Regions from separate parts of the Homo sapiens genome. Here region 2 is linked to region 1. A link is a loop called in an ENCODE intact Hi-C map of the cell type or tissue named here. Cell type or tissue: PC-3. All regions are shown on one strand. Each heading gives the region's core, and the rest is flanking DNA. Links, peaks and the distances in the headings are about the cores only.

Region 1 (15,602 bases), core at 3,127-11,126:
TATTTATCGGTATACTAATGTGATCTCTTCAGTTTTATTTTCCCTTAAATTCTGAGAAGGTCTCAGGGTGTCTTTGTCTCTCTCTTTCTGTATTTTGCATTATTCATTTATTATTTGGATTAAAACCTGTTTTTAGGCCAGGCACAGTCACTCACACCTGTAATCCCAGCACTTTGGGAGGCTGAGGCAGGCAGATTGCTGGAGCCCAGGAGTTTGAGACCAGCCTGGGCAACATTGGGAGACCCATCTCTACAAAACAAACAAACAAAAACAAAACAAAACAAAACAAAAAAACAAAGAATTAGCTGTGCATGATGGCAGGCTCCTCCTGTAAGTCCCAGTTACTCAGGAGGCTGAGGTGGGAGGATTGATTGAGTCCAGGAGGTCGAGGCTGCAGCGAGCCATGATCATGCCACTGCACTCCAGTTTGGGCAACAGAGTGAGACCTTGTCTCAAGAAAACCAGAAAACAAAAAACCTGTTTTTAGGGTAGGGAAGATTTTCCAAATGAACCTTCTGTTTTTACAGTAATAGCAAACTGCTGTTTTCTTTCTGTGGTCTTTTGCTTTCTACAGTATTCCCCCAGTGATATATAGATATACAGACTAGTTTTGGCTCTAGAGTGTCTTAGATAGCCCAGACATATCTTGAGTCTTAGTAGAAAACTCTTATACCAGAGGGATGTGTAAGGAAGGAGTAATGGTAAGAAAACATGCCTTGATTTCAGGAAATCCTCTTGACCCCCAGGATGATTTTCTCTTGTTGCTTACATGCCTGCTTTTATCACCATGCTACCTGAATCAATAGCTAATAATTTATAAAACTGCTTCTTCTAAGAGGTTTCTGCTTATTTTAGTCTTTGATATTATCAGCCTAAAATGACAGTTGATGGTTAAAATATTGTCAATGGATACAATATGGGTGGGTAAAATTATGCAGTTAAACAGGGTAAAACTAAGTTTCCCCCAACCCCTCTATTATATATATATATACTCTTGGCATTGGCTTTCAAATTATGTTCCTTAGGATCACTGGTATTCTACTGAAATAAAATAATACAATTTATTTAAAAAGTGAATAGAATGAACAAATTATGATTTTTTTCTCATAAATTTTTCTTAAATCTGCGCTGAAAGAAATTAAGCAAATGACATTTTTCTTAAATCTACGCTGAAAGAAATTAAGAAGCAAATTAACAAGAAGAATTTGGCAACAGCCTGTAATTTTAGTTTACCATTCTCTCTAGCTTTTATAATGGAATTAAATCAGTATTTTATGGTATTCCAAAAAGAATGTGTATGCTTTTGAGGTACTTTGACAGTTGAACACATTTGAGAACCACTGTTTTTGGTAAAAATGAAAATAGAATTTATATGTTGAAAAGTAAAGAAGAGTAGTGCAAAGATGAATTCAACATAAATAGAGTTTATATGTTGAAAAGTAAAGAAGAGTAGTACAAAGATGAGTTCAACATTTATTTACATAAAAGTTGTTTTGAATGGATAAAAGTTGCCCCCATTCTTCATGAGATTGTTTTCTTAATGTAAATGTAATATGTTAATGTAAATACCTTGATTGATTGATTGATTGATTGTGAACTTACAGGAGCCCAGGCTTGTGTGCTCGTGTTCTCTACCACAGATAGGGAATCTTTTGAAGCAGTTTCCAGTTGGAGAGAGAAAGTAGTAGCCGAAGTGGGAGATATACCAACTGTACTTGTGCAAAACAAGATTGATCTTCTGGATGATTCTTGTATAAAGAAGTAAGATGGCTACTTTTGGGGAAGGAGGGACAGTAATTCTATAAAGTTAAGACATCTTAATTTTTGCATAGTTTTACAGGTTCTAGGAAAAATTCTATACTTTCATTTTGAAGGCTTTAATGACTTAAATATTTTAATTTACCTAAAATTTCTGTGAGCTATTCTATGTGATTGGTTTGGGTTAAAAAATTCATTGATTCCTAAGTAGATAAAATTAAAGGATTAAAATTTGAAGGCTCTTTTAGAATTCTAATCTCAGGTCTTTGCACAAGAAATCTAATTCTTCATGTTAAGTCAAACCTTAATATGGTAAGAATGTTAAGAAAAGCATCCCTAGATTTTGTAATACCCAGAATAAGTAACTATCCTATGTTGATGAATTTTAATTAAGGGTTCAGATTCATATTGTTTTGTATATTCAGAACTCTTATGCTCAAATTTGTGAACAGATAATTTCTGTTCATAAATATTTACTTATTGTATTATTATTTTTGCCAGTTTTGAAAATATTTGCTTGGTTTTTACCTGTTTTTTAAGTCTTCTTATGTTAGTTATCTGTTGCTATGTAACAAATTAGCCCAAAACTTAGTGTCTTAAAACAACAAACATCTATTATATCACAGTTTCTGTAGATCAGGAGTTTGAGAATGGCTTAGCTGGTGGTTTTTCATGAAGCTGCAGTTGAGATGTTGGCTAGGCCTGTTCTCACGGAAAGGCTACACTGGTGCTGGACCATCCATTTCTATGATGGCTTATTCACTTGGCAGGAAGCCTTAGTTCCTTGTCAGATGGGCCTCTCCTATTCTCACAACACGGCAGCTATTTCTCCCAGAGTGGGTGATCCAAGAAAGAGCAAGACAGAAGCCACAGTGTTTCTTATGACCCAGTCTTATACTGTCCCTTGTATTGCATATTAGTGGACACCCAGACCAACCTTGATTACAGTGTGGGAGGAGACTACACAAGGGGCTGAAGACCAGAAGCCAGAGAAATAGCGGGAGCCTATGGGGCATGGTTACAACAGTCTCTAATGACATTAATATCAGGAGTCCACAACCAGGAATCCTGATAAAACTAAAATTAGGAGTACAATTTGGAGATGTAGTCATTAATATACTGACTTTGGCTTTAGGCAGCAAAATTGTTTCATGGCCAGTAAGAATAAAATAAGTAATTCACTGTAAGATTTTCAGAGTGTAATTAACTACAGGTGTTCTCAGGAAGAGATAAAATTAATTAAAATATTATACAAAGAAAAGTGATATTTTCTTAGTTTAGGGCTAGAGATTAATGACTTTATAGAAAAGTCTTCTATGTACACATACGGTATAACAGTTGGTGTTTATTTCTCAAGAGTAGTGAAAACTAAAATCAGTACAGGCACTAAATGAAAACATAGCTTTCAACTGATTTTACTTAACTGGGAAATTATATCAAGCTCTTTTAAAAAGAAATATGAAAATTTTCTGAAAGATCTGATCCACCTTCCCTCCCTTCCCTGCCAAACTGTATTCAGTAAATGTAATTAAAAGTGATTTAAAAAACAAGCTATCAGAAGGCACCTTTGTAAAGCATTTTTTTTTAAATTGATGTGCAGTGAGGAAGCTGAGGCACTGGCAAAAAGGTTAAAGTTAAGATTCTACAGAACATCAGTGAAAGAAGATCTAAATGTGAATGAAGGTAAATTACCTTTAAAGGATATAGATTGCAAAAAGAAATTTTATTCTTGCGCTTTTAAAATTGTGTTGTTTAGAAATTATATTTATAACGAGAACAAGATTTTTTTGTCACCTAACATTAAGTAGAATTTAAAGGCTTTCTACTTCTTTTTGTTAGTGCTTAATTATTTACTAATGCCCTTGAATACTTTTCATCCTCGTAAGGTTTTCCATTTTTATTATTATCTTTGAAAAATGTAAGCTATATATGTAGAGTATATGCATATGTGGTTTTGATGCATACCTGTTAAAAATAACTCAGTTGTTTTAGAACTCCATGATAGTAGATATTCCACTAGGTAGTTAGTTTATTTAATAGTATTTAATTTAATACTTTAATTTAATAGTATTTCCTAGTTTAAGAAAGTGAAATTAGAAAAAGATGGTAAGTTATTTTTCTCATTCTGGAATTGCCACTTATTTAGATTGCAACTAGATATTCTCTTGGATGTCTATTTTGGATACTTTTCTTCACATAAAGGAGACATCTTTTCAAGAGTGAGTCTGTTTAGTGTTGCTTAGTATTAATCACTATTCAGATACTTAGAAGAGCCAATCATTACAAGTATTATTTCACTTATTTACTAATAAAATACCATTATACATTTGTTAATATTATCATTGTACTCAGATACTGCCCAAATAATTTTTAAAAGTTGAATTTTTAACTAGATTGTATGCTCCTAATTGTAACTTTAAATTTGTTTAGTAAGTATAAATATTACAAATGATGTGAAATAACAGATTTACATGCATAAATCATTGACCTGGTTCTGGGTGTTTTCTTTTTATTCTAGTTTTTAAGTATTTGGCTGAAAAATACCTTCAGAAACTCAAACAACAAATAGCTGAGGATCCAGAACTAACGCATTCAAGTAGTAACAAGATTGGTAAGTACATAGGAAATTTTAGCCCATGTTTACTTGGTAAAGTTAAAAAACACATATAATATGCTCATTTCTTTCAGAAATGTGATTTAAAAGTGATTATTAAACTATTAAGTCAGTGATTTAAGTATCAGGTCTCTTGTTAAAAGGTATATTGTGTTAATGGGGGTTTTTTTGCCATTGAATTTTATAAATCCATTTGATAGATTAAACACAACAGAGATAAAGACTTTTTGTAAAGATCTGTCCTTTATATAAAGGAACTTTATAACAGTTATTCTTCTGAATCTGTACTTACACTGGCTCTTACCTTTTCCCTTTCTTACTATCTTGCTTATTACCCATTACTGATTTTGCTTTTTCTTATGTTAAATGCCAGCAAAACTTTAGCATTCTCTGAAGAACAAGTGTGTTGTGTTCTCTTTCACAATAACTGCCTGACCAGATGTCTCTCTTCTTGTTCTGGATTCCAGGAAAATGAGAGCCAAAGTTGCTGGTTCTAAATCTTGATACTTGTATAATCTCTTAAGGACTTCATATCTGTATTCTGTCCCCCTTCACTACATATGTAGAAACAAACACATTATTTTCTGGACCTGTTTTAACTTAGATTTTTCCTGGATTCTGGCTTTTTTTTTTTTCTGCCTTTGCCATTTTCATTGCAAAATTTCTTGCCATCAGAGACCTCAAATGCTTTGTGAACACAAGACACTTATAATAAGCCTCTACCTGGTGTGATCTCCTTGGCTCCCCTTTTGTCTTCTTCATATCTACTGATTAAAGCTTTAATAAGACTCATTGTGGAACAAAGTAAATGCAGATTCTCTTCAATCCAACATTTAAAGGTGGTTTTGCCCTTCCTTCTGTGTAGCCTCCTGCCACACCATTACATCTATGTAACCCATTTACTGGTTCTCTCAGAGGTCTTGATCTTTCCTGAGTATGCCCCATGCTTGCTTTCTTCTTCACTTTTGGTCATTTTTTTTCTTCTATTGAGAATGACCTCTTTCCCATCTTCTGTCGAAGAACAATTCATTCCTCAAGGCCTTTCTAGAAAGTTTTCAGTTGTGTATCTGCCTGCCTGAAGACACATCCTCCATACTCTTTTTCTTTCTTTTTTAAAGAAACAGAGTCTCACTGTGTTGTCCAGGCTGGTCTTGAACTCCTGGGCTCAAGTGATCCTCCTGTCTCGGCTTCCCAAAGGGTTGGGATTATAGGTGTGAGCCACTGCCCAGCCTCCATCTTCTAAAAGAATAGACATCTAAGCCCAGGGCACTGCCAAGTGTCCAGTTCTACCTTCTTCATGTAGTTTTTCCTTTCTTATGTATCAGATGCAATCTGTCCTTCCTTTGAAACTTCTGTAAGATTTTGTGTCTCTTTTATGACACTTAACATATAATGTCATATGGCATTACTTGTTTACTGTCTTGTCTTATTACATTGTAAACTTCTTGTGGGCGAGAACTGGTCTTAGTCACCTTTGTATCCCTGACAGTATCTCTGGCCCAGAATTTTGTGTGTCATGGATGCTATATCATAAATTGGAGATTACATTTTGTGAATAGCACAGTTCAAAATGGAAACTATAAAGTTCTTTATCTTTTAGCTACTCATCACTTTTATCTGTGGGCCACTTTTTTACTGGTTTAGTATAAGTAGGAAAAACGTATCTTACTAGTATTAACACAGAATCTCACAAATAGCTGGGTGTGGTTGCTTGTGCCTATAATCCCAGCTATTTGGGAGGTTGAAGCAGGAGGATTGCTTGAGGCCGACAGTTTGAGACCAACTTAGACAACATAGCAATATCCTGTCTCTTAAAAAAAAAAAGAAAAATTAGCTGATGGCATTCCTGTGCCTGTAGTCCCAGTTACTCAGGAGGCTGAGGCAGGACTGCTGGAGCCCAGGAGTTAAAGGCTGCAATGAGCTATGATTGCACCACTGCACTCCAGCCTGGTGACAGAGCAAGACCCTATCTCTTAAAACACACACACACACACAACTCAGAAATACTGTTGTTACTGTTGTTAACTAAAAGGTATTCTTGAGGAAGTGATATGATGTGAAGTTAGTAAGTTATTAAAATTATCGTAGTTGCCAGGTGTGGTGGCTCATGCCTGTAATCCTAGCACACCTCTAATCCCAGGCAGGTGGATTGCCTGAGCTTAGGACTTTGAGACCAGCCTGGGTAACACGGTGAAAGCCCGTCTCTACTAAAATATGAAAAATTAGCCGGGCGTGGCGGCAGGCGGCTGTAGTCCCAGCTACTCGGGAGGCTGAGGCAGGAGAATCAATTGACTCCAAGAGGCGGAAGTTGCGGTGAGCCAAAATCACACAACTGCACTCCAGCCTGGCGACAGAGCGAGACTCCGTCTTCAAAAAATAAATAAATAAAAATTATCGTATTTGCTGATTCCAAACGTCAAAGATAAATTGTTAAGTCAAAAGATGCAGAACATTGTGTAGAATATGCCACAACTTAGGTAGAAAAGAGAATATATATGCATTTTAGCTTATATATGCATAAACTATATCTGGAAGGATAAGTAGGAAAAGTAATAACATGCGTACCTTAGGGGTGGGAAAACTGGCAAGGGGTGAAAATCTGGGTAAAAAAGAGCCCTAATGTGACCTCTTTTACAGCCTTGGAACTTTGTACCATGCGTATTAGCTACTAAAAGTAAAACTAAAACAAGAGCTTTAAAATCATAAATCTGTGTCCATTGATGTATGAAAGGATAAGCAAAATGTGGTATATACATACAATGGAATATTATTCACCCTTAAAAAGGAAGGAAATGCTTCAGTGTTCTACGTTGGATGAACCTTGAAGACATTATGCTAAATGAAATAAGTCAGTCCCAAAAAGACACTATTATTCCATTTATATAAGGTAGAGTAGTTAAAATCATAAGAGACAGAAGATAGAATGGTGGTTGCTAAGGTCTGCAGGGAGGGGGAATGGGGAGTTAGTTACTGTTTAATGGGTATGAGTTTCAGTTTTAAAGATGAAAAGAGTTATGGAGATGGACGGGGGTGATTGTTCCACAACATTACAAATGTATTTAATACCACTGAACCGTATGCCTAAAAATGGTTAAGATGCTAAATTTTGTTGGATTTTACTACAATTTTAGAGAAACTGTAAATACTTGAAAATATTACTGATTTTACTAACAAGCTGGATGCAACAGGTAACTCAGGCGTGTCAGTGGCAATCACTCTTTTCCCTCAATTTATACAGGTGTCTTTAATACATCTGGTGGAAGTCACTCCGGTCAGAATTCAGGTACCCTCAATGGTGGAGATGTCATCAATCTTAGACCCAACAAACAAAGGACCAAGAAAAACAGAAATCCTTTTAGCAGCTGTAGCATACCCTAAGATGTTTTGGGAGGAAAACAATTGAATTACATTGTGCAATGCATTAAGAAACCCATCCAGCTGTCATGGTATGTTACAAGGTTTTCAGCAGACTTTGCTCCTAATGGCTCTCTGAAAGTGACAGACTTAAATATTGCTCTGCAGTGCTTTTCAGAATGTAGAGTGAGACCTCTGGTGGAAAAATTATTGCCCTGTGGACTCCTTTAATTTTTTTTACATTAGACGAAGCTTCTCCTGTTTGTAAAGGAATGCTATAAGAAATTTCAAACACAGGTTTTGCGGAATTTTAAATGCTGGAAAACATAAATGAAATGCCTAAATATATTGTTACAGATTTTAATACTGTGGATCAAGGAAAGATAGCAAGCATTCTTTTCCTGAAATTGGTCATGTAGCTTTTCTGCGAAATAGTATTGAATCTGAATACTTTCACAAAATAATACTGAAAGGTAAACCCTAAATCTTGCCAGACTGCATTAGTATTTTGGCATTGAAACTTGTGCAATATCTGTGTAATGTAGAATGTGGGGTGTGCATGCAGATGTCTGGTACTGGAGTAAGCTGAAGGTATGTGCAGTATTTAAGAAAATGTACATTCTAATTAATTCACTTATAAAACCATTTACATATTGTGTATATGTTTTTATTTTCAAATGATAAACTCTAGACATATATTTTGCAAAATGAGCTTGGGTTTAAAAAGTGCTTTGTGCCAAAAATATCATACCTAATTTTTATAGTGCTTTACTATCAGAATTTATATTGTTTATTATATCTTTTAAAAGCAGTAAGCAGTTTTCATCTGACAGCGTAGATAAAAGAGGAGTATAGGAATTTGAATGCTAGAGCATCTCCCAGGTGAGCCTTATTGCAGATCTTTTTGATATAGTCACCCATAAGCATGGTGAGCTCCTGCTCTCATAAGGTCAGCCAAAGCCCCTTAAGAAGGTACACAGCACATCTGCAGTCATTCAGGAGGTCCTGTGAAGTGTGGTGATGCATCTAACACCTTTTGCTGCTCACTGAGAACCCAGCTTTGAACTTACAAGATTACACTAACCATTTTTAAAGTGCACAAAAATATTATTATTAGTCTTAACTAAAATTACATATTTTATAATGCCCTGCAACTCTAAACCATCCTTTTGTTTACACATTTTTGTATGGTATTTTAAGATTATCAATCACTTCAACATTTCTATAACCTTGTTTGTATAGCACTTTCTCAAGAGCTGTCAGTCCCACATACAGAATCATTTCTTTTACAAAATGATTTAATATGTAATCATGTGTCAGGACATAAATTTTGTCACTTGGGACAGTAGCTTTCCAGCTAAGATAATTGCGTGAACTCTGTTAAAACTGATTATCACTCATCAATGGCTTTATTTTTAACCTATAAATAACCCCTTTCAATATACCTGGTTTTTACAGCATTGCAAAATCTGTAAAAATAACTTTTATTGGAAAATGTCATGAAGTCATTTTTCATTATTTGTACTAAACAATGTTTTATGTACTCCTTTTGTGTTTTATCTTTTGTTTTTCCATCTGTACTCCCCTCATCCTCCTAATGTTGAGAAAATCAAATTTCCTGGGTGTGTCCTTGTTAAGTGATCAAAAGTAAATGTTCTCTTTGCCATTTTAGATGGAAAAATAAAAAAAATTAAAAAGTAAATTTTTGCTTTTCATTATATTGAAATGATCTGGCATTATCTATTTCACAGTAATGTAAAATGCTTATTTTTATGTCACCAGTTGTCACCACTCCCATTGCTGATAGTGACATAGGTTTTGGGGGCAAAATTCAGTTCCTAACAAACAGTGGATACTGCTAATGAGTCATCTTTTCTACTCTCTTCAATTTTCTACTCTCTACTCTCCTCTTTAATTTTTGCACAAAATAATACTTTGCAACAAATAGTCTTTTGTCTTTATTGGCAGAAAAATCACTTGTTATATGTGTTCTAGTTAGTTCTTTTTCATGTTAGCTGTGTGGCTAAAAGCGTGTTACCTTTCTATATTTAAAAAAAGTAATCTCTGAGGATAGTTACAGTTCCTGTAATATAATTTTATGTACCTAGTTTTATCTTTTTTTAAATAAGAACTGAAGAGAGAGCTTTGTTACATATTTGAATTTTTAATTTGCACTGCTGTATTTTAAACCTAACCATAATTAGTCATTTAAAATAATTAAGTAGGCCTGAAAGTCAGCCATGTTAATTTCTCAATTTAATCAATTCTTAAAGCCTTCAAAAATTGACATTTTTTTTCCAAGACCCTTCATTCTCTTAAATAACTTTAATTTTATGAAACCATGTATACTAAAGAAAAACTTTTCCAAGATTCCAGGTGATTGTGCATTTGTGCTCTAATCTACTTTTTTAACATTACGGCTAATCTTTTGCGTAGACATATCGCTGTGGAATAACTGCCATATTTCAGAGTTCCTCAGGTTTCCTTTTCCTTTTCCAGTCTCTGTCTATGAATTAAATAGTATATAGAATGACCCATATAAGGCAATATAGTTAAATAAAACCAGGTTAAATGATTTCCTTTGTATCTGCCCAAAGTTGATAGCACACGTTACTTTTTCAAAATAAAGCTAAAACTACCAAAAAGAGGATGAAAACTTTTTCCTCATTATGGAGTGAAGTTCTAGGTGGTTGCTTTAGAAGTTGGCAGTGCAGTGCTCAGAAGGAACTCTCAATAAATAACATGTACTCCTTGGACCTGTGAGTTTTAGGAAACTGGACCTTTTCTGAAGACCTTAGAATAGGGAGTTGGCCTTAGGACCTAATGTCCCAACTTAGTGTTGGACCCTTTTAATATAAGATATTGTTAATTATTAGCATACTTTTCAAAACCTTTGAAATAGTTACTGCTAACCTGATAAAATGTTCCCATTAATCTATCATTAGTCTGTTTCTCTGAAAACAAAATGCATTGATGAGGTGAAAGCTTGTTCCACATGGCACCTACCTAATGAACAGGACTTACTCAGTTTTTAACTGTTAAGAATGTCACATGTACTATTGTCACTCCTTAGGTTTTCAGCTATAAAACATGTAAGTCTCTCATCATACAGATGAATTCATTTGCTAACAAAATATTTAAAACCCGCAGTAGACTCTGAAATATCCAGTCATCAAACTCCTGGCTAACTGGATGATTTGGCTATAATAATCTTTATTATTATTATTTTCATCTGTCTCTCGAAATATCTACAGTAGGATGTTAGTAAATGGTCTTTTAAAAGCAAAAAATTGGGGATAAAAGGAAAACTGAATTCCTTCTATATTTTTATTACTAATAAATAATGCTTTTGTAAATTTGAATGGAAAACCACTTGTATGTATTGCTATTTGGTTGCAGTTACACTCTGGAGCTTAATTTAAAACACTACTCTAAAAATTTCATGAAGGATGAATTCCAATAATCAGAAAATAAATGCATTTCAAAGCTAAAATTTTGTGTGATATGTATGATTGTATCAACAGTGTGGATCTAAATAGTAAAATATATAATGCAACTTCTTTAAAGATCAAAGCAACCTAAAATTATTTCATATTTCAGATACTCTGCCAATATTTAATACTCTCATTTTATTGAAAGTAGTGCTAACAAGGAATGGCAGGAGGGCTACCCTAAAATTATGTATTATATGCTAGGAATGGTAGAGAATTGAGATACAGCAAAACATACTCTATATCCACTTATAGTCTATATAAAAGACAATAGTTTAAATGAGGGTAAAAATGTGACTCAGGAGATTCATCATCATTTGAAAATAAATTATACTCCCATTCTTATAAATAAAAATACATGTTAAGAACCAACCCATTGGCCAAGCGTGGTGGCTCATGCCTGTAATCCCTGTACTTTGGGAGGCCAAGGCAGGCAGATCACAAGGTCAGGAGTTTGAGACCAGCCTGGCCAATATGGTGAAACCCCATGTCTACTAAAAATACAAAAATTTAGCCGGGCGTGGTGGTGGGCGCCTGTAGTCCCAACTACTAGGGAGGCTGAGGCAGGAGAATCGCTTGAACCCGGGAGGTGGAGGTTGCAGTGAGCTGAGATCACACCACTGCACTCCAGCCTGGGCAACAGAGCAAGACTCCATCTCAGAAAAGAAAAAATGAAACCTCATGAAGTAAATGAAACTATAGAAACTGCCTCCATAGCATATATTCAACACCAAACGTCTACAAAATGTTTGTTCTCTTCCCTTCACAGTCTCTTTTCCCTAACTCATATACTCCATAGTGTTCCTTGCTACAGTGGATATGTCTTCTACTTGTCAGACAGCCTGGGTGACAGAGCAAGACTCCAAAACAAAAAACAAAAAAACAAAAAACCACACTGGAGATTCCCTGCCCTTTAGATGTGGCTCTAGGTACAGAATGCTGGAGACACTGTAAACCAGGGACCCCAAGCAGCTTGGAAATGTGGATCATAGCTCTTCAAGTCTGTGATCAGAAATCAATGACCTCCATTAAAAACTCCATTGCAAAAAAATGGGAAAAATAATGCTAAGAATACCAAGGTCAAGGAGGCAGAGCCAGAATAATTTGTGTAGAAAAAGTCCTGGACTGATGTGGAAGCCATGGGAAGCAGGGAGCAGTAGTATTTCCCAGAGTGGAAGGGATTTACGGATGCTGACAATACTTGAGAACCTGAAGAAAACATGACTATCCATTTCTTAATTTTCAAAAAGCTGGTCAAGAAAAAAATGATGCACACAAAAAATCATCTCACAGTCTGATGACAGCAAATCAGTCTGCTAACAAACCAAGTGGCTCTGCCATAGATAGAATTAATGTTTCCCATGAAATGCAAAGATTTAAATAAGGCAGAGTTGGAGCTGGCAAAGGAAGTAACATGAATGTCTTCAGATTGTAACTGCTTTTTATAAAGAGACTAACTTGGCATTTTTGTAGAGAAAATGAAGTTTGATATTGCTTGCATTGAGAGATATATACATACATAAAGTCAGTTTGGATCTTGATTTGGTTTTTCAGTGTGAAGAATACCTACATTCAAATAAAAATTGATGTGTTCATTTCAAAATAGTATCCAGGGAAGTTGTTGTGGTTTTTGTATATCAATAGGACTAGTTACTTTGAACAAATAAGTGTTCTCTAGTTGCTTCACACTTTATCAGATAAAAGAAGAATCAACACACTGGTCAACCTTTTTAGTAAACAAAATGCAAACTAGGTATTAATGCTCAGTGCTGGAAATATTTCAGTGAAATAGCTATATTTTAATTACTGAAAAAAGTATAAATTGCTGTAACCTTTATACAAAAAAAGTTTAATATGTGTGAGGCCATGAAAACGTCTATATCCTTTGACCCAATATAATTCACTGCTGGGCCTTTATACAGAGAAAAACAAAAATGAAAGAAGGAAAAAGTCCTGTGTACAAAAATATGTTGCAGTAATAGCAACAAGTTGGAAACAACCTAAATGTCCATAAAAGAGGAATGGATAAAGATATAACTACACAAAATAGAGCTCATTAAGTTGACAATTAAGCAGACTTTATATCAGCATCTAACTTTTTTAAAAAAAGGCAAGTTACAATATAGGAATTTTAGAGAATTGATGCATTTGAGAAAAGATGAAGCAGATAGATATATAATTGTTCACAGTGGTAAATTATAGGTGGTTTTCTCACATTTTATGTCAGTTTCTTGTATATCAAAAAATACATTCATATTATGAGACACAGGAATCTTTACATCCAAAATAATTTGATACAGATGCCTTAACATTGCTGAATGAGACAACTTTGGAAAGATTCTTGTTTTGTGATTCCTTTTTACCCTCTAAGCACAGTGCTTTGTTAACACTGTGTGTGTAGTAAATGTGTGTGCTGCTTAAGGTAAAGAATTTCTAGTAAACTAAATGCCCAAGGTGACTGCGTGATTCCATGCCAGACAGGAAAAAGCAGTCATGCTTTTTGCCCCTAGCTGAACGTTTGTTTTCCCCACAAACTATGTATTCATCCACAGAATAGTGAAATATGCTAGATCCTAGTACAAGACAAGAATTCAATCTAAAAAATCTCTAGATAGATAATTAAAATATTGCTAGTTTTGTTATTCACAAAACTGAAGATACTTGATGGAATATTTTCCTCATCTGAAACAACTATCAGTGTCAACTAAGTGGTTATACCTAACAAAGAACTAGTTATCAATTAAAATAGTATTTTATCATTTTTACACCTTGTGTATTGTGTAAATGCTCTTAGGTTTGAAGACTAATTGAATCTGCTTTCAGCATTTTGTTGCAGAGTTTTGGAACCAGCTCCTTTAGAATGCTCTAATAGCTTGATGGCCTTGTCAGAGTTTTCAATATTTCTAAGCAGAGTCTCTAATCTTCTCTTAATTTTCTTCTGATCTTCAAGAGCACAGCCAATTACTATGGATTGAAACTTCTGATCAACTGGCCCATGTGGCACCTCAGATGAACATGCACTGTAGAGCGACATTAAATGACTCTTGGCATTTCCCAAATCATCCAGAAACTTATTGACCACCTCATCAATAATCCTTGTGGCATGCTTTAGGGATTCTTGCTGCTGGGGGTTTCTAATTGTTTCTACTGACACTTCAACGGTGAGAGTTCTTCCCATCAAACGGTTTGCAGTCAGATTTAATTCTTCTCTTTCTCCTAAAAATCAATATGAGATGTAAACTTATCTGTGTCAAAAACATTAAGGCATTTGTTTGTGACTAAATTTATTATTTTCTTTACCTCTGCCATGAAATTTTTTTAGAGATAAAAGCTGAAACTATAGCATGTAAGATTAACTGATGAAATGTATTAGATTACAGAAAGAGGTTGTAGAATACCACTTCCTGACAATCTGCATATATGGGATACCAGATGACTTCTCAAATTGGCATGTCTGCAAAAGTTTGGGTAGGTATGCATTTGTAACTGGGATGGAGATCAAGTCTTAACACTGTGAGCAGTAAGCACATATAGGGTTTATGCTGGGTAGAGCTCCAGAGATCAGATGTCCCAGATCTCTCCAGAACGACATGTGCATTTATCAGAATACAATGCCCCAAATTTTGGTTGAGAAAATGTAGCCACGATAGAAGATAAGCTGTCTTCTGTCGTCAATACTAGGCACTGACTTCATCCTTCTCCAGATAGAAGCAGGACAGTGGTCTAAAGTCTTGGCCAGCACGAGGAGCTCTATCAACATTTCATTATTTATATGAGAAAGTCAGCAAGCTCCTGCTTCTGTAACTTCCTAATTCATTGATCTTTGGGCAGGATAGCGTAGAGACTAGATCATGGCCTACCTATAGATGTGTAACAGTTTTGATCTGGATTTAGGTTGCTTACTTACCTCACCAGCCACTTGGCCCAGTACCATGTGGCCTGTGTGGCACCAAAGGAGCCCAAGTAGGAAGTCCAGTGCCAATAAAAGAAAATCAGAAGTGACCTATTCCTATTTCATGTTCTTCACATGAAAATGACAGCACAGGTTAGGCAGATGTCACATGCCTGTAATCCCAGCACTTTGGGAGGCTGAGGCAGGCGGATCACCTGAGGTCAGGAGTTTGAGACCAGCTTGGCCAACATGGTGAAACCCTGTCTTTACTAAAAATATAAAAATTAGCCAGGCGTGGTGGCACGTGCCTGTAATCCCAGCTACTCGGGAGGCTGAGGCAGGAGAATCGCTTCAACCCAGGAGGCAGAGGTTGCAGTGAGCCAAGATCGCGCCATTGCACTCCAGCCTGGGTGACGAGTAAAACTCCATCTCAAAAAAAGAAAAAAGAAAATGACAGCACATTTTTACATTCATGCCTTTTATTGGTCCTACA
Region 2 (15,602 bases), core at 3,313-11,312, 73 kb before region 1:
AGAGAATTTTAGACCGATATCCCTGATGAACATCGATGCAAAAATCCTCAATAAAATACTGGCAAACCAAATCCAGCGGCACATCAAAAAGCTTATCCACCATGATCAAGTGGGCTTCATCCCTGGGATGCAAGGCTGGTTCAACATACACAAATCAGTAAGTGTAATCCAGCATATAAACAGAACCAAAGACAAAAACCACATGATTATCTCAATAGATGCAGAAAAGGCCTTTGATAAAATTCAACAACGCTTCATGCTAAAAACTCTCAATAAATTAGGTATTGATGGGACATATCTCAAAATAATAAGAGCTATCTATGACAAACCCACAGCCAATATCATACTGAATGGAGAAAAACTGGAAGCATTCCCTTTGAAAACAGGCACAAGACAGGGATGCCCTCTCTCACCACTCCTATTCAACATAGTGTTGGAAGTTCTGGCCGGGGCAATCAGGCAGGAGAAGGAAATAAAGGGCATTCAATTAGGAAAGGAGGAAGTCAAATCGTTCCTGTTTGCAGATGACATGATTGTATATCTAGAAAACCCCATCGTCTCAGCCCAAAATCTCCTTAAGCTGATAAGCAACTTCAGCAAAGTCTCAGGATACAAAATCAATGTACAAAAATCACAAGCATTCTTATACACCAATAACAGACAAACAGCCAAATCATCAGTGAACTCCCATTCACAATTGCTTCAAAGAGAATAAATTACCTAGGAATCCAACTTACAAGGGACATGAAGGACCTCTTCAAGGAGAACTACAAACCACTGCTCAATGAAATAAAAGAGGATACAAAGAAATGGAAGAACATTCCATGCTCATGGGTAGGAAGAATCAATATCATGAAAATGGCCATACTGCCCAAGATAATTTATAGATTCAATGCCATCCCCATCAAGCTACCAATGACTTTCTTCACAGAATTGGAAAAAACTACTTTAAAGTTCATATGGAACCAAAAAAGAGCCCGCATCGCCAAGTCAATCCTAAGCCAAAAGAACAAAGCTGGAGGCATCATGCTACCTGACTTCAAACTATACTACAAGGCTACAGTAACCAAAACAGCATGGTACTGGTACCAAAACAGATATATAGACCAATGGAACAGAACAGAGCCCTCAGAAATAATGCCGCATATCTACAACCATCTGATCTTTGACAAACCTCACAAAAACAAGCAATGGGGAAAGGATTCCCTGTTTAATAAATGGTGGTGGGAAAACTGGCTAGCCATATGTAGAAAGTTGAAACTGGATCCCTTCCTTACATCTTATACAAAAATTAATTCAAGATGGATTAAAGACTTACATGTTAGACCTAAAACCGTAAAAACCCTAGAAGAAAACCTAGGCAATACCATTCAGGACAGAGGCATGGGCAAGGACCTCATGTCTAAAACACCAAAAGCAATGGCAACAAAAGCCAAAATTGACAAATGGGATCTAATTAAACTAAAGAGCTTCTGCACAGCAAAAGAAACTACCATCAGAGTGAACAGGCAACCTACAGAATGGGAGAAAATTTTTGCAATCTACTCATCTGACCAAGGGCTAATATCCAGAATCTACAATGAACTCAAACAAATTTACAAGAAAAAAACAATCCCATCAAAAAGTGGGCAAAGGACATGAACAGACACTTCTCAAAAGAAGACATTTATGCAGCCAAAAAACACATGAAAAAATGCTCATCATCACTGGCCATCAGAGAAATGCAAATCAAAACCACAATGAGATACCATCTCACACCAGTTAGAATGGCGATCATTAAAAAGTCAGGAGACAACAGGTGCTGGAGAGGATGTGGAGAAATAGGAACACTTTTACACTGTTGGTGGGACTGTAAACTAGTTCAACCATTGTGGAAGTCAGTGTGGCGATTCCTCAGGGATCTAGAACTAGAAATACCATTTGACCCAGCCATCCCATTACTGGGTATATACCCAAAGGACTGTAAATCATGCTGCTATAAAGACACATGCACACATTTGTTTATTGCAGCACTATTCACAATAGCGAAGACTTGGAACCAACCCAAATGTCCAACAATGATAGACTGGATTAAGAAAATGTGGCACATATACACCATGGAATACTATGCAGCCATAAAAAATGATGAGTTCATGTCCTTTGTAGGGACATGGATGAAATTGGAAATTATCATTCTCAGTAAACTATCGCAAGGACAAAAAACCAAACACCGCATGTTCTCACTCATAGGTGGGAATTGAACAATGAGAACACATGGACACAGCAAGGGGAACATCACACTCTGGGGACTGTTGTGGGGTGGGGGGAGGGGGGAGGGATAGCATTAGGAGATATACCTAATGCTAAATGACGAGTTAATGGGTGCAGCACACCAACATGACACATGTATACATATGTAACAAACCTGCACGTTGTGCACATGTACCCTAAAACTTAAAGTATAATAATAATAAAATTAAAAATAAATAAGTAAATGTGGGGGGAAATTGCCATATATATATACATATATATCCTTGTAATGCCTCAGAACCTAGTGCATCAGAATTCTTTTTAAAACTCAATTAAAAAATATTGATTGTAATCTATTTTTCTACCAAGAATGTTAACCTTGGCTCTGAGATAGCATTTTTTTTCACCTTTTATGCATAGACATTTTGATGTCATGTGATATTTTAAAAGCCATATTAGTCTTCTCAATATATGAAGTCTTTACATCTTGAGGCTCAAGTTACAGAATATTTTCTGCCTTTAACTCTAACATTTAATATTCTTATATCCTACAGGAGGTCACAAAATGTTATACAGTAAAGTAATTGGAGCACCACCTGGTGGGCATTCTGGCTACATTCCTGACTTGAAGGGAACAAAATGTGGTTTTTTGAGACCAAGGAGGAATATGACTAGGAAGACATGTCTCCTCCCTTCCGCTGGAGACTGAAGTAACAACTACGTAACTCATAGAACCTTCCAACCACCTAATACTTTAGGAATGTGCTTGGAGCTCTTCTAAATCCATCTCACTTGAACTGCAAAGCCAGAAACAACAGCCATTATTCCTCTGAAGCCTGCAAAATGCTGAGTAGATTAAAAGGATTATGTTTCTGTTCTCATATGCTCAATGCCCATAGCTCAACAACCTTACTTTTACAAGAACCCAGCAACAATGATTTCATTTTGAATGAATCCACGATCTTCTCTGCAACATAGTTAAATGTAACCAGGCCAGGACGGTGGCTCACCCTTGTAATCCCAGCACTTTGGGAGGCCAAGGCGGGAGGGTCATTTGAGGCCAGGTTTTCGAGACCAGCATGTGCCACCATGCCTAGCTAATTTTAAAATTTTTTTGTAGAGATGGGGTGTCGCAATGTTGCCCAGGCTGGTCTTTAACTCCTGGCCTCAAGTGATCCTCCCGCCTCCGCCTCCCAAAGTGCTGGAATTACAAGTGTGAGCCACCGTGCATGTCAACCATTCTTATTTATTCTGCTTTTTATTTTCCTGGCTTCTCTTCAGCACTCTCAACCATTCTTTATAGCAATGCTCCCCAAATTTTTTCATGTGGTATTGCTCGTAGAAAGTGATAATATTAGTACAGTGCTGGACTAAATGGATGAGGTTGCTCAAAGGTTTTATGCAGCCTCTCAAAGAGATGCCACTGGGATTGAGCTCACTTGCCCAAGACAGTAACCCGCTTCTCAATGTATCCTTTAATGGTGTTCCTCTTTTGCCAGTCTTACTTGCCCACTCCCTGATCATGCCTCCTGGGATCACCTCCCAAGTAAACTACTTTCACCCAAATTCTTGTCCCATCACAGTAGATAATGAATACCAAAAAAATGGCAAAATGACAATAAAACTAATATCCAAGCAAAGTGGACCTTTGTGCATCAAGCTTTGCTCTAAAACATGTATCAACCTATTAGGTAAAGCAATGCATTGATTAATTAATGAAGGTAATTACTTAAATTCTGTGCTTCACTTTGCATGTGGAGGCACTGCATGCATTTTAAGAACATTTTTAGACTTATATCAAGACATTTGTCTTTCATACCTAAAGAACTAAGCTACAAAAGGTTTAATGACTTCCCACGTCACATCTTTAACAGTAAAAGTCAAAATAGTTAAAATTCATTGAGCATTCACTATATGCTGGATTCTGTGTGAAGTACTTTTCATCATTCCACTAATCATTTATTTTTAACTTTTTTTAACTATTTTTAATCATTTATTATTTTGGACGTTAAGATACCCACTCCACAAATGAGGAAACTGAGCTAAAAGAGATCGGTTCCAAATTGGCACTGATCAAAAATTAAAGAGAAAGCTTTGAACTAGCAAGTAGAGAGAAGCTGTGGCGACATAGACTATTTTTACACTACAAAATGTTATTCTAATAAAGTCTACATATACACTCAAAGTGAAGTAGAAGATCAGGACAGGTAATCAGATAATTCAAATGCGGCAAATTACTCTTTTTCACAGCAATTCATGAAAAACATATTTGGCTGAATTATCCACATGGTTAAATGAAATCTGCGCTATATGTTATATGTTTAACTAACCTTGAACTTGGTCTTAAACAAATCGTCACTTTGGTCAGCCCTATAAGCAACTGTGGTTGCAAAAAAATTGTCGAGCTGATTATTTGATTAGGTAAAATTGAAAACTCTGATATTTTTAGAGTTGACATTAACATTTCAGTAAAATGAATTCTTCATTCTTGACTCTGTAGGCCGTCTGGGTTTGTTTCCTAGAGACAGAGATGATATTTGCACCAAAAATCTAAATACAGAGAAACAATCTTGAGCAAATGGCCAAGTTTTCACATTGAGATGCTTAAACACATGAAGCTGCCCACATGAAACTGCTGTCATCTTCCATAAAGACTTGGTTTCTTTGTTTTATTTATGTTGACTCACATTGCAGCTACTTTATATTTAGAGTAAAATGGAAATTCTTCTGTATTCTACACAAAGCCAAGCAAATTGCAGTTTTCCTTTCGTTTCTGGGTGTCTTATTTGTTCAAGCTCTTTATAAATAGCCCTGAGCTTGGAAATTAGTTAAGTTTTGCTGTTTTTTCATTCTCCTTTTCTTATAGTTTAAAAATCAAACTGTCTGATTTTATTCTACTTTCATAAGACTGGGCAAGAAGCCCATTTCCTGTTAATGATGAGGTGACCATATTTTGACAGTACATTAAAGAATAGTTGGATGACATACTGGCAGGGGAAAGTCAATTGAGGAAAAAGTGTACTCAGATTTGGAAAATGAGTCAGTGTCTAGGAACCAACTGCATTTAACACACAAAATTTGCTCCAAATGAGCAAATTGAAAATCCTTTAAGAGAAGCTGCATAATAAATATGTCTAGAGTTGTCAGGCACAGAATTCTTTATAAAAAAATTCTGTTTAATTGCAGTGACATCAATTTCTGGGCTATCTATAGGATAAATTGATAGATTACTTAAACTAAAACACACAAATCAAATCACTAAATGCATTCACAACTTTTCCCTAGAATTGTCAAAGTCTACATGCCTAAGTGTGTTCTATTCTAGTAAGTGGTTGAGCGTCTACCGTAAACCAAAGTGTATGGAAAAATAACCCAAACCTTTGGAGGAACAAAATTAAAATGGCACATACCAACGTGGCAAGCTAGCAACAGATGCACCAGAGAGACTTTATATTAAAGAGCTGACTTGAAAAAGCTATTCAAGAAATCAAGATTTCTCCACTTCTTCAGCTTAATAATTAAAGTCATACTGTCCCTTCTCCTCCCCAAATAAAAGGTAAGAGTCGAATGAAAGAGGCTAACACAGACAACCTGATGGCCTTGAAAATACTGCATAATGGCCTGATCATTTGCCCACATGGTTCAGTAAAAAGGTCAAGTCATGTCTTCACCAGAGATTAAGCTGCTTCTCCATAGACATCCAGGTCAAAAGCAATCAGGACTATTAACAATCTAGTTGTTATTAATGATAACATATATAAACATTTTATAGCACTGTACAGCTTACAAATTGCTTTCACATACATTAATCACATGACCCTCATAACAATCCTATCAAGTAGGTAGAACATGTACTACTATTACTATTTTACGGAAGACATCACAATCCAATTCTCTAGATATCCCAGTTTTCTCTCCTCCACCCATTACTGAGTCTCAGTCTCCAAACTATACATTCTTAAAAGTTTTTGACGCCTTTAATCCCAGCCAATAAATGGGGACAAACAAGATCTGCCAGTGGGCAGATCACAAGGTCAAGAGATTGGAACCATCTTGGCCAAGATGGTGAAACCGTATATCTACTAAAAAATGCAAAAATTAACTGGGCTTGGTGGGGCGCACCTGTAGTCCCAGCTACTCAGGAGGCTGAGGCAGGAGAATCGCTTGAACTCAGGAGGGGGAGGTTGCCGTGAGCCAAGACTGTGCCACTGCACTCCAGCCTGGCAACAGAGTGAGGCTCCATCGCAAAAAAAAAAAAAAAAAAAAAGCGTTTGACTTTTACAAGTTTAAATCACCCCTCATCACATTGGTATTAGAGGGGTTGCAACTGTTTACCAGTGTATTCAATGATAAAATGATGGGGCTGGCTCTGTCATTATATTCTGTGAAATAATGGGTTGAGTATTTGAAGTGATGACGAGCACTCCAGGAACAATGAAAAGGAGAAGAAAAATCAGTGCGATAAATCAGGAGGCCAAAATAAATGCAGACCACTCCCCCGACGACAACCAGTTATTAAGCAAGAAAGCTACCACTAAAATGAAATTCATGGCTTGGTGTCATTATAAATACACACTAAAGAGGGCTTCAGGTACTGCACCACCCAACACTGCAGAAAACACTAAAATACTTCCATAGCAACTATCACTAAGGACATCATTAGGATGCTGAAAATGTAAAAGAGGAAAAAAGAGCCAATAAATGGGGACAAACAAGATTATTTCCCTGGTAGAGTAAAGCCCATTGTTCACTCTCAGAAGACATAAATATTTAACCACCCAAGGCAAGCTATAACCAGCTATTTCAGCTAGCCAAACCCATCTTCCTGATATATAGTGTTTTCAAAAAATAAATCAACCAAGGAGTTGAAACCCAAGGAACTCACAAATACATGTACCAGGCTGGTGGCAGCACGCTCTAGTCTGAAGGATTGATCATGAGTCAGGAGGGGAGGGTGCAAGCCTCAGCCCGGTCACTTAGTACCTATCAAACCTATTATGGGACATGTAGGTATTGTCAGGGACACAAAAGTGAATCAGAAACAGGTTTTGTCCTTGGGCTGTTCAGTGTTGTAGGGGGAGATAAAAGATAGATTACTATAAAATAAGCTAGATGTGATAGATGTCAAAAGAGAAATAAGATTGCTGCTATTCAATTTTAAAATCTTATTGCAGGGTGTTGTGGGTGGAATTGCACCCCCCAAGAAGGTATTTTGAAATCCCAACTCTCAGGATCCCAGAATGTGACTTCATTTGGAAACAGGGCCTTTGCAGATATAATCAAGTTAAATGAGGTTACTAGAGTGGGCCTCAATCCACTGTGACTGATGGCCTTATAAGGGAAGAGAATGCCACGTGGAAACAAAGACACACAGGGAGAAGATGACTGTGCAACATCAGAAGCAGAGATTTGAGTGAAGCGGCTCTAAGCCAGGGAACACCAAGGATTGCCAAGAGCCACCAGAAGCTGGGAAGGGGCAAGGAAGGACTCTCCCTACAGCCTTCAGAGAGAGGATGGCTCTATCAATGTCTTGATTTCAAACTTCCAGCCTCCAGAACTGTGAGAGAATAAATTTTTGTTGTTTTAAGCCAATTCTTGGTATATTATAACCATAGCCCTAAGAAGCAAATACAGAGGCAAAGAGTAACCTCATCCTACTGGGATTAGGGCCAGGTTTCTGGTAAGAAATGACACATAAATTGAACTTTGAAGAACTTATACTATCTAAATGGTAGGAAATGTGGTTTCCTATTTACGTGATAATAGTATTCATCAACCATTGAGAATCCACTTTGTGTCAGATATTGTACTAGGAGTCATTCATATATAAATGGATTGGACTCTGGCTCATATACAGAAGTCATCTAGACCTCACCTCCCTCCTTGACCATCCCACTTCCATCCCACAGTGGTTGATAAGTATAAAATGTTTAGTTTAGCAAATAGAAGAGGAAGATGGGTTTGGGGGTTGGGAGAGCTGTGGAGGGGAGAGGGGAAAAGGGCAAAGCATCTGTTCCCTTTCTGACCTCCTTCTAGAAAGACGGTGGAAGCAGGTTGCAGAACCTCTGTGAGTTGTTTTGTTTACATGTGAAATTAGCTGAGGAAATAGTCAAAGAGACTCTCAGAGGCTCTAGGCACAAGCCCAGCTATTTGGGGCTGAGCCAGGGAAGGACATTCTCCTCTCTGCACCACAGAGGCCAAATGGAGGCTTCCCAAGGACCAGACTCTTTGGGAACACTAAGAGGCAACACCCTTGGCATGTGCTGTGTTCTCATGATGGACAGTGACCCTGGAAAAGTTTCAGCCTCGGCAAAGCCTCAGCAAGTGGCCCTGCAAGCAGAAGCTGGACATGTGGGAGCTGGGGCAGAAGCAAAATAACAGGGCAGAAGACGATGGCAACTGTGAAAGAACGACTGGTGAGCAAGGGAACTTCTTTGGAAACTTCTAGAAATAACTGGAAATACTTTGAAGGGGGTTCATTTCTTTCAGTCGAGTAGGAAGGGGATTTACGCCATAAATAATCGGTATGTAAAAAAAAAGACAACTGGCAGATGAGGCCTGGAACACATGGGTCAGGCACGGATTTCTAATATATCCAACTGAAATTCATCATTATCCCCTTTCCACTTTACCAGCAAGAAAACGGAAGCTCAGGAGGTTAAATAACTTTCCCAGCCAGTAACTCTGTAAGTGACTGAATCAGAAATAAAACCATGTCTGTCTGCCAGTAAGTCCAGTATTCTTTCTACTATACCACACTGCTGATCTGGGCAACAGTGGGGAAAATATGACACTTGAAAGGAGCTTGGAAAAGAACACAGTAGGTCAGGATACTAGCCAGGGTTCTGGCAGAAAACAGAACTCAAGCCAAATTGTTCAAATGAAGGGACTTTAACAAAGATACTGCTGACATAGCTGTGGGCAGAATTAAGGGAATTAGCAAGGGATGTTGAGACACCCAGAGACCAGCAATAGAAGGAAACCACTCCTAGAGAGAGACCTGGTGAGAGCTGGTGAGACCTGGAGCCACGGAAGACAGACCACCAGCAGGATCTATAATGGTGGAGGGAGCCTTCCAGAGAGGTGGCTCCAAAGCAGGGAGGGAATGGGGAAAAATAACCCAACCTTTCCTTTTATCTCCCAGTCTCCTGCTGCTGCCACCCATTGGCTGTGCCCCCACCTGGAAACCAGCTATCAAGGGAGCCTGGGGCAATAAGTGGCAGGAATTAGAGACTCCTGGAAACAGAAGAGGAGGAAGACATTGCCATGGAGAGCAGAGAAGTTGAGGCCATGTGCTAGTCTTGTCCTGTTTTGCTCTTAGATTTATCCCCTGTCCCCGCTCTACCCTGTTCCGTATCACAGAGAATTACTTTTTCCTTGTTCCTTTGCCCTCTGGTTTCTGGGTCAGTTCAGCCATTGGATGGCCCTGAAGAGAGAGCAGAAAGGGAGAAGCTGGGTATTTTTCCCCACTTCTCTCAGCTTCAAGTATTGTCTCTGGCAGCGGCCATCTCTTCTATGGACCCAGCTCTTGCTCCAAGAGCTTCTGTGGTTCCAACTTCTCCCTGGTGGCCTGGCTCCTTTTGTCCCTTAAGCTTTAGGCAGTGGTAGCAGCTTCCTGCTCTTGATAATCTCAAGGATGCCTTACTCTCCCACTTTAGGCTTCTTACCTTTGTCATCTCCTGGTATTAAATCTCTTCTTTAAAATATCAAGAATATTTAGAATCCTGACTGATAGAGGAAACTATCACATGGGAGAGCCTCAACCTTCACAGAAAAGCATGAGGGAAATGAAAATACACATGGCTTGCATATCATAAATATGGAAAAACTTCCATTGAATCTGTCACTGCTGTGTGCCTATTCCCTCCTCTCACTGGGGCCTCCAATCCCTCAACCACCAGTGTTCTGGTCCACTTTTTAGCCTGGCTTGCCCTTCATACCCCTGGAGATCATGAACAGTCATATCCGCAATATTCTGTTAGAATTCTTGATTTTCCTGCTGACTTTTCCTTCTGCTGTAGCTATTTTATCAATCCCTATCCCTGAGTACAGTAAATTATCTATTTTCTCTCCTCCTGCTTTTTTTACTGGACAAAGGAACATGACCTGGCCAAAATTTCTTCTCCTGGGATGTTTGTCTGCCCGGCTACTTATATCCATTGTACCCATTTCCAACAACCATGCACCCATGGCTTTGCCCAGAGTCCCTGGAATCTTTTCAGGTTCATGTAAACTTAAAATTTATGCAAAGGAAATCCACCAAGGATTGGAGACCAAAAAACAAACGTATGACATCATGCTATAATTTCACACACACAGAATTATTTTAAAAATAGAATGGGTTCATAAAAATGAAATAAATTGCTGATATGTAAAACTCATCATAGAAAAATCAATGTTATTAAAATGGTTATTCATAAAATAATTCACCACATTTTTCACTTTAGAATACCAAACCCCCACCATGCATTTGGAATTTAATTCAATTTACAAAGTTTCCATTTGCCCACAACTCTTCAGGACCACATGCCTTTTCCAAGTCAAATATATTTCAAGGTCCAATATCAATGGTTTAGATATACATTAAGACATGTCAGACAGAGATTCTGTCTGCTCCACTATATGCTTTTGTTTTTGGACCTGGGATGCAGTTTAATCTACTTCTTAAATGCAAAGATGTGGTAGATTGCGTTATTGGTTTTGATTCTTTCCTATACTATATCTTTGCCCTTCACCATTGGCTTTGGAGTCCCTCTCATGTTGAAGGTTAGATTTCATAGAGTAATTATTGAGGAATGCTCTTGGAAACAGCCATTTTAAGGGAATAGGGGAAGCAAGATTGACACAGAAAAAAATGGGACTAATTTAATTGCAACCCAGGCCTCACCCAATCCTATGGGAAGCTCTGATGCTAGGATAGCTCTTCAGAGATGTCTTGAATTGAGGCAAGAGGTCAGACTTCATACTCACATCTGACTAGTCTTTGAATGTGGGTTGACCATAGGGGCACCCTTGGGCAAAGCAGTGCCCTTCAGCTGAGGACAATTCCTGGTGGGCAGTGGGATGGGGACTCCAGGGCGAGGGTGGAGGTGAAAGGATGGGAGTCAGTGGACTTGGTGAGCCATCATCAGCAAGCAATATTCCTAGCAGCTGAGAAAGTAAGTGCCTTGGTTCTGGAAAGGGACCAGGAAGTGCACCTCAGCATCCACTACACCCCACAAAGGTGAAGTATATCTCAGTTGGGCACAGTGGTGCACATTTGTAGTCCCAGCAATGCAGGATGATCCCTTGAGCCCAGGCATTTGAGTACAACCTAATCAACAGGCATACCCTTATCTCTTAAAAAAAAATGAGGTATGTCTCTTTGCTCTTTGACATTAGTCTCAGCCTTGTAACTTGCCTTGACGAACAGGATGAGGCAGAAATTAGTGTGCCAGTTCCAAGCCTAGGCCTTAAGAGACCTTGCATATTTCCAATTTTCTTCTTACACATGTCCAGGGCAACCTACTGGTCCCAGGAGGAAGATGAGAGGCATATAGAGCAGAGCTACCCCAGCCACCTAGCCTAGCCCAGCTTAAATCAGCCAACCCCCAAGATGACTCAAAGATACTACTGGTTTTGTGTGATGCGGTTTGTTATGCATTGATAGCAAGTCAATACAATAGGCTTGGACTCAAGAGTCAGATCTGTTTCAGTGCCATGTACTTCTGGCTTGTGACCTTCAAGAATTTTTCCAACCTTTCTTCTAAACCTGAGATTTATCCTTGGTATAGAAATAATCATGTCTGTTTTATGATGTTGCTATAATATATCCATGTGTTTGCCATGGTACATGGGAACTTAGAAGCACTGAATTACTGTAAGTTATGGTCAATATTTGTATATTTTATTTCTAGGTGCAAAAATCCTATAACTAGAAGATATTGGTGGCAAAGGGAAATAGCAAAGGATAGGTCAGTCTCCATTGCTTTCCCGTCCTTGAGGCTGCTCCTATCCTGCTGTCTGCCCTCCAAGAGTCCAGGTTCTGGGAGCGGAGGAGATGGTAGAGTTGAGTCTAGCAATTCTAGGGTACATTGGAGTATCAGCCTTCTGAGTTCTAGGACTATTGAGCCAAAGATAATATCAGATGGAACAGGGAAAAAAGAACAGGGGATAGATGCCCTTAGTCTTACACTGGCCTTTTTCTGTGGGTTCTAGGCTCTTGGGCTTTCTTAACTTTGCATAAGATGGTGTCCTAACAGGTCAAGAATGGCCTGCAGTGGAGGGGTGGGTGGGTTGGGGTGGGGGCTGGGGGGCCCTCACTGTGCAACCACTTCAAACATTACTGTAGGTGGAGAATTTTCACTCACTGAAATTCTACTGCCAAGTTTTGGCAGGGTGGTTGGCTTTTGTTCTCTTCCTTTTAAAGCTGACAAGGAAAAACAAAGTGCAGAAATAGTGTTAACCAAATAAAGAGACACTATGCCTTTTTTTTTTAAACCTCATTTGCGTCAGAAAATCCATTCCCAGATGAGCCATAACTAGATGAGACTACACATATCCCACATCTTAGAAGAGAAAGTTTTATGGGCAGCCCTCATACTTTACGGGTTCAAGCCATGGTTCTAAAGGGAGTTGCGACTGAAAATCTTCACGTCTCTACCTCCAAAATCTTAACGGTAGCACGCCACTCCCGATTGTTAGGTTATTTCGTTTTAAACATGGGTGAAACTCACAGTCGAATGTCTTGTTTCTTCACTTCCCAAATTCCTAAAACAGCTACTCTTTGTTTTTAATGGTGCTGGAAAAAAAAGAGACAGAGAAGAGAAAAAGGAAAACAGTGCATTCCTGAAACATTACAAAAGACCAGCCGATGAGAACCAAGTGCAGCATACTGGAGAGAATCCTGGGGAAGGACTAAGGCAGGGCTGCTCAAACTTTTGCTCTGAGACAACTTAACAAAAGAGGAGGACAAAATAATAACCCTTGGGATATCTAGAAATATAAATGAAAATGAAAATAGCTAACATTAGGGAGAATTCACTATGAACGACCCACTGTTCCAACATTTAACATATACTGGTCACTTAATTCTCATGATAACTCTATGAGGCAGATGATATTATTCCCATTTTACAAATGAGAAATGGAGACACAAAAAGGCTAAGCAACTTGCCCCAGGGTACAGTTAGAAAAGGGAGGAGCTAGGTTTCAGTCTTGCCCCAAAGCCTATGGTTTCAACCACAGGTTACCATGAGTAGTTTACCACCAGTTCAAAATTCCATTAAAGTTGTGCCTTAAAAATGCCTACAGTCTGGGCGCGATGGCTCACGCCTGTAATCCCAGCACTTTGGGAGGCCGAGGCGGGCAGATCACCTGAGGTCGGGAGTTCAAGACCAGCCTGACCAACATGGAGAAATCCTGTCTCTACTAAAAATACAAAATTAGCCGGGCTTGGTGGTGGGTGCCTGTAATCCCAGCTATTCAGGAGCCTGAGGCAGGAGAATCGCTTGAATCCAGCAGGTGGAGGTTGCGGTGAGCCGAGATTGCGCCATTGCACTCCAGCCTGGGCAACAAGAGCAAGACTCCATCTCACAAAAAAAAAAAAAAAATGCCTACAGATATTTTATTCTGTTTCATAATATTTTCTTTTTTCTTTTAAGATAAAAAATACTTCTTTCAAAGATTTTCATCTACATTTTTCAGTGTCCTGCTTCAACTTTCTCTTCAAGTAAATCTTCAAGGAGAACTCTTGCTTCAAGAAGATACACCAGTTGTTTCTTGTGTGCCCAGATTGAGAAGCACTGGCCCAGGGTGGCTAGCTGCCCCAAGAAAAACAAAAATACCTATGTGATATCTGTCAGAATTAATTTGGCCAATTAACCAAATAGATAAGAAAGATTAGGGTTTTTTTCCCCAATGTCAAGGCAACTGAAACTAAAGGGTTGTGGCTAAAATGGAATTGAACAAAATAGGTTAATTGAGTAATTTAGCAGTAGGTAGGAGACTAGACTAGCACATCAGTTAGATAGATGAAGTTCACCATGGCTACACTCAAAATAAGCATAAGCCTTGAAAATAAGGCAGAGCATCTGATAAGCAGGATATTTTTACTTTGGACTAAGATGTAAGAGTGTATGTGTGTGTGTGTGTGTGTGTGTGTGTGTGAAAGTGAGAGAAAGAGAAAGGAAAAACTGTGTGTGTGTGCCTGCATGGCATGTGTGTGTGTGTGTGTGTGTGTGTGTGTGTGTAAGAGAAAGAGAAAGAGAGAAAGAAAACTTGGAGAAGGAGCAAAAGTCTACTTTTGTTAGAAAAGATAACGCAATCCAATGGAGGAAAAGCACAGAATTTAGAGCCAATTAAACCATAAGTTAGAATATTATATCTAATGATTTATAATAATGTGACTTACGTTATTTTATCAAGTCTAAGACACCATAAATGATAACATGCATACACATTCCAATGATTTAAAGTATTTTTAAATTTGATCTTATAATGGAAGAAATACAATAACTATTCCCAATTGCAAAATGAAGATAATACATAATATAGCCCTGTAGGGTGATGGTGAGGGGTAAATAAGGTGGCATATGCCTGACATATGGTAGGGCCTCAGGAAATGCAAGTATTATTGTTTCTATCACCTTTGGCCAAAAACAAGTTAATTGTCTTTTTCCCCCAAGTAATATTTTATTTTTGCTGTTTTGCTGCACAATTTTACATTACAAAAGGTGTGGGTACTTACCTCATCACAACTGTAATCAGTATGCTGATGGATAAAGCAAGACAGTATTTATCCTTCCAAGACTTTTCTATGCTTGTACATCTAATGTGTGTGTGTGTGTGTGTGTGTGTATGTGTGTGTGTGTGCGTGTCTAAATTGCTTTTAAAAATTTGTTTACTCAGCATTTAAGCCCCCTTAGGGCATTTCACACTGCACTGTGTAATAGATAAAGAATCACACTAGAGGAGACATAATTCATTAATTCTCTTTTGAAAAGCGCTTGGTGCTATCAGTGAAATGAATATAAATTATGCCATTCCTATACTTAAGGGCTTAAAAAAGTCTAGTAGTGTCTTATTCATATTTGTATCTGCCATAATAGCCTTGAAGTTTTTTTATGATCATTCTAACTAGATGTTCTCTTTCCTGCCTTTACAAGTTCACGAATTTCTGTATTATGCTTATGATTTAAATGGGACATTGCTGTATATTGTGGTTATTTGTGTTTACATTCTTATCAACTTTATCACTCCCTCCCCAACCAGTGTAAAAATGGAGAAGGCAGGTTGTGGCAATGACCTAACATTGATCATTGGAAATAGGATGGAAATATAGGGATGCAAGTAAATTGAGAGTAATTCTTTTTTTTTTTTTTTTTGAGATAGAG

The links. Peaks named below come from ENCODE experiments on the same cell type or tissue, not always from the same donor. Only the 100,000 strongest peaks of a DNase experiment are listed, where the experiment ranks them.
Region 2: a loop joins it to region 1, with 6 times the contacts of the local background. A loop is called at or near these places in 5 of 110 quality-filtered maps.

What each region holds. Positions count from the first base shown.
Region 1 is chr6:57,182,609-57,198,210 of GRCh38, reverse strand. It overlaps BAG2 (BAG cochaperone 2), which reads right to left. Exons shown (of 3, transcript NM_004282.4): 3 at 8,378-14,433. The coding sequence ends at 14,021. It overlaps RAB23 (RAB23, member RAS oncogene family), which reads left to right. Exons shown (of 7, transcript NM_016277.5): 4 at 1,605-1,761; 5 at 3,359-3,441; 6 at 4,277-4,369; 7 at 7,611-11,219. The coding sequence ends at 7,750. Among named protein-coding and RNA genes, the nearest start is that of BAG2, 18 kb to the right of the region's middle. In PC-3, for the core only: a CTCF peak has its summit at 7,926 (motif pointing left); no DNase peak of the experiment used is centred there.
Region 2 is chr6:57,255,489-57,271,090 of GRCh38, reverse strand. It overlaps LINC03001 (long intergenic non-protein coding RNA 3001), which reads left to right and starts at 7,745. Exons shown (of 3, transcript NR_109774.1): 1 at 7,745-7,788; 2 at 8,424-8,645; 3 at 9,374-10,567. It also overlaps a transcript of PRIM2 not described here. In PC-3, for the core only: no CTCF peak of the experiment used is centred there; DNase peaks (open chromatin) are centred at 5,210 and 7,980; H3K4me3 peaks cover 314 bases; H3K27ac peaks cover 3,045 bases.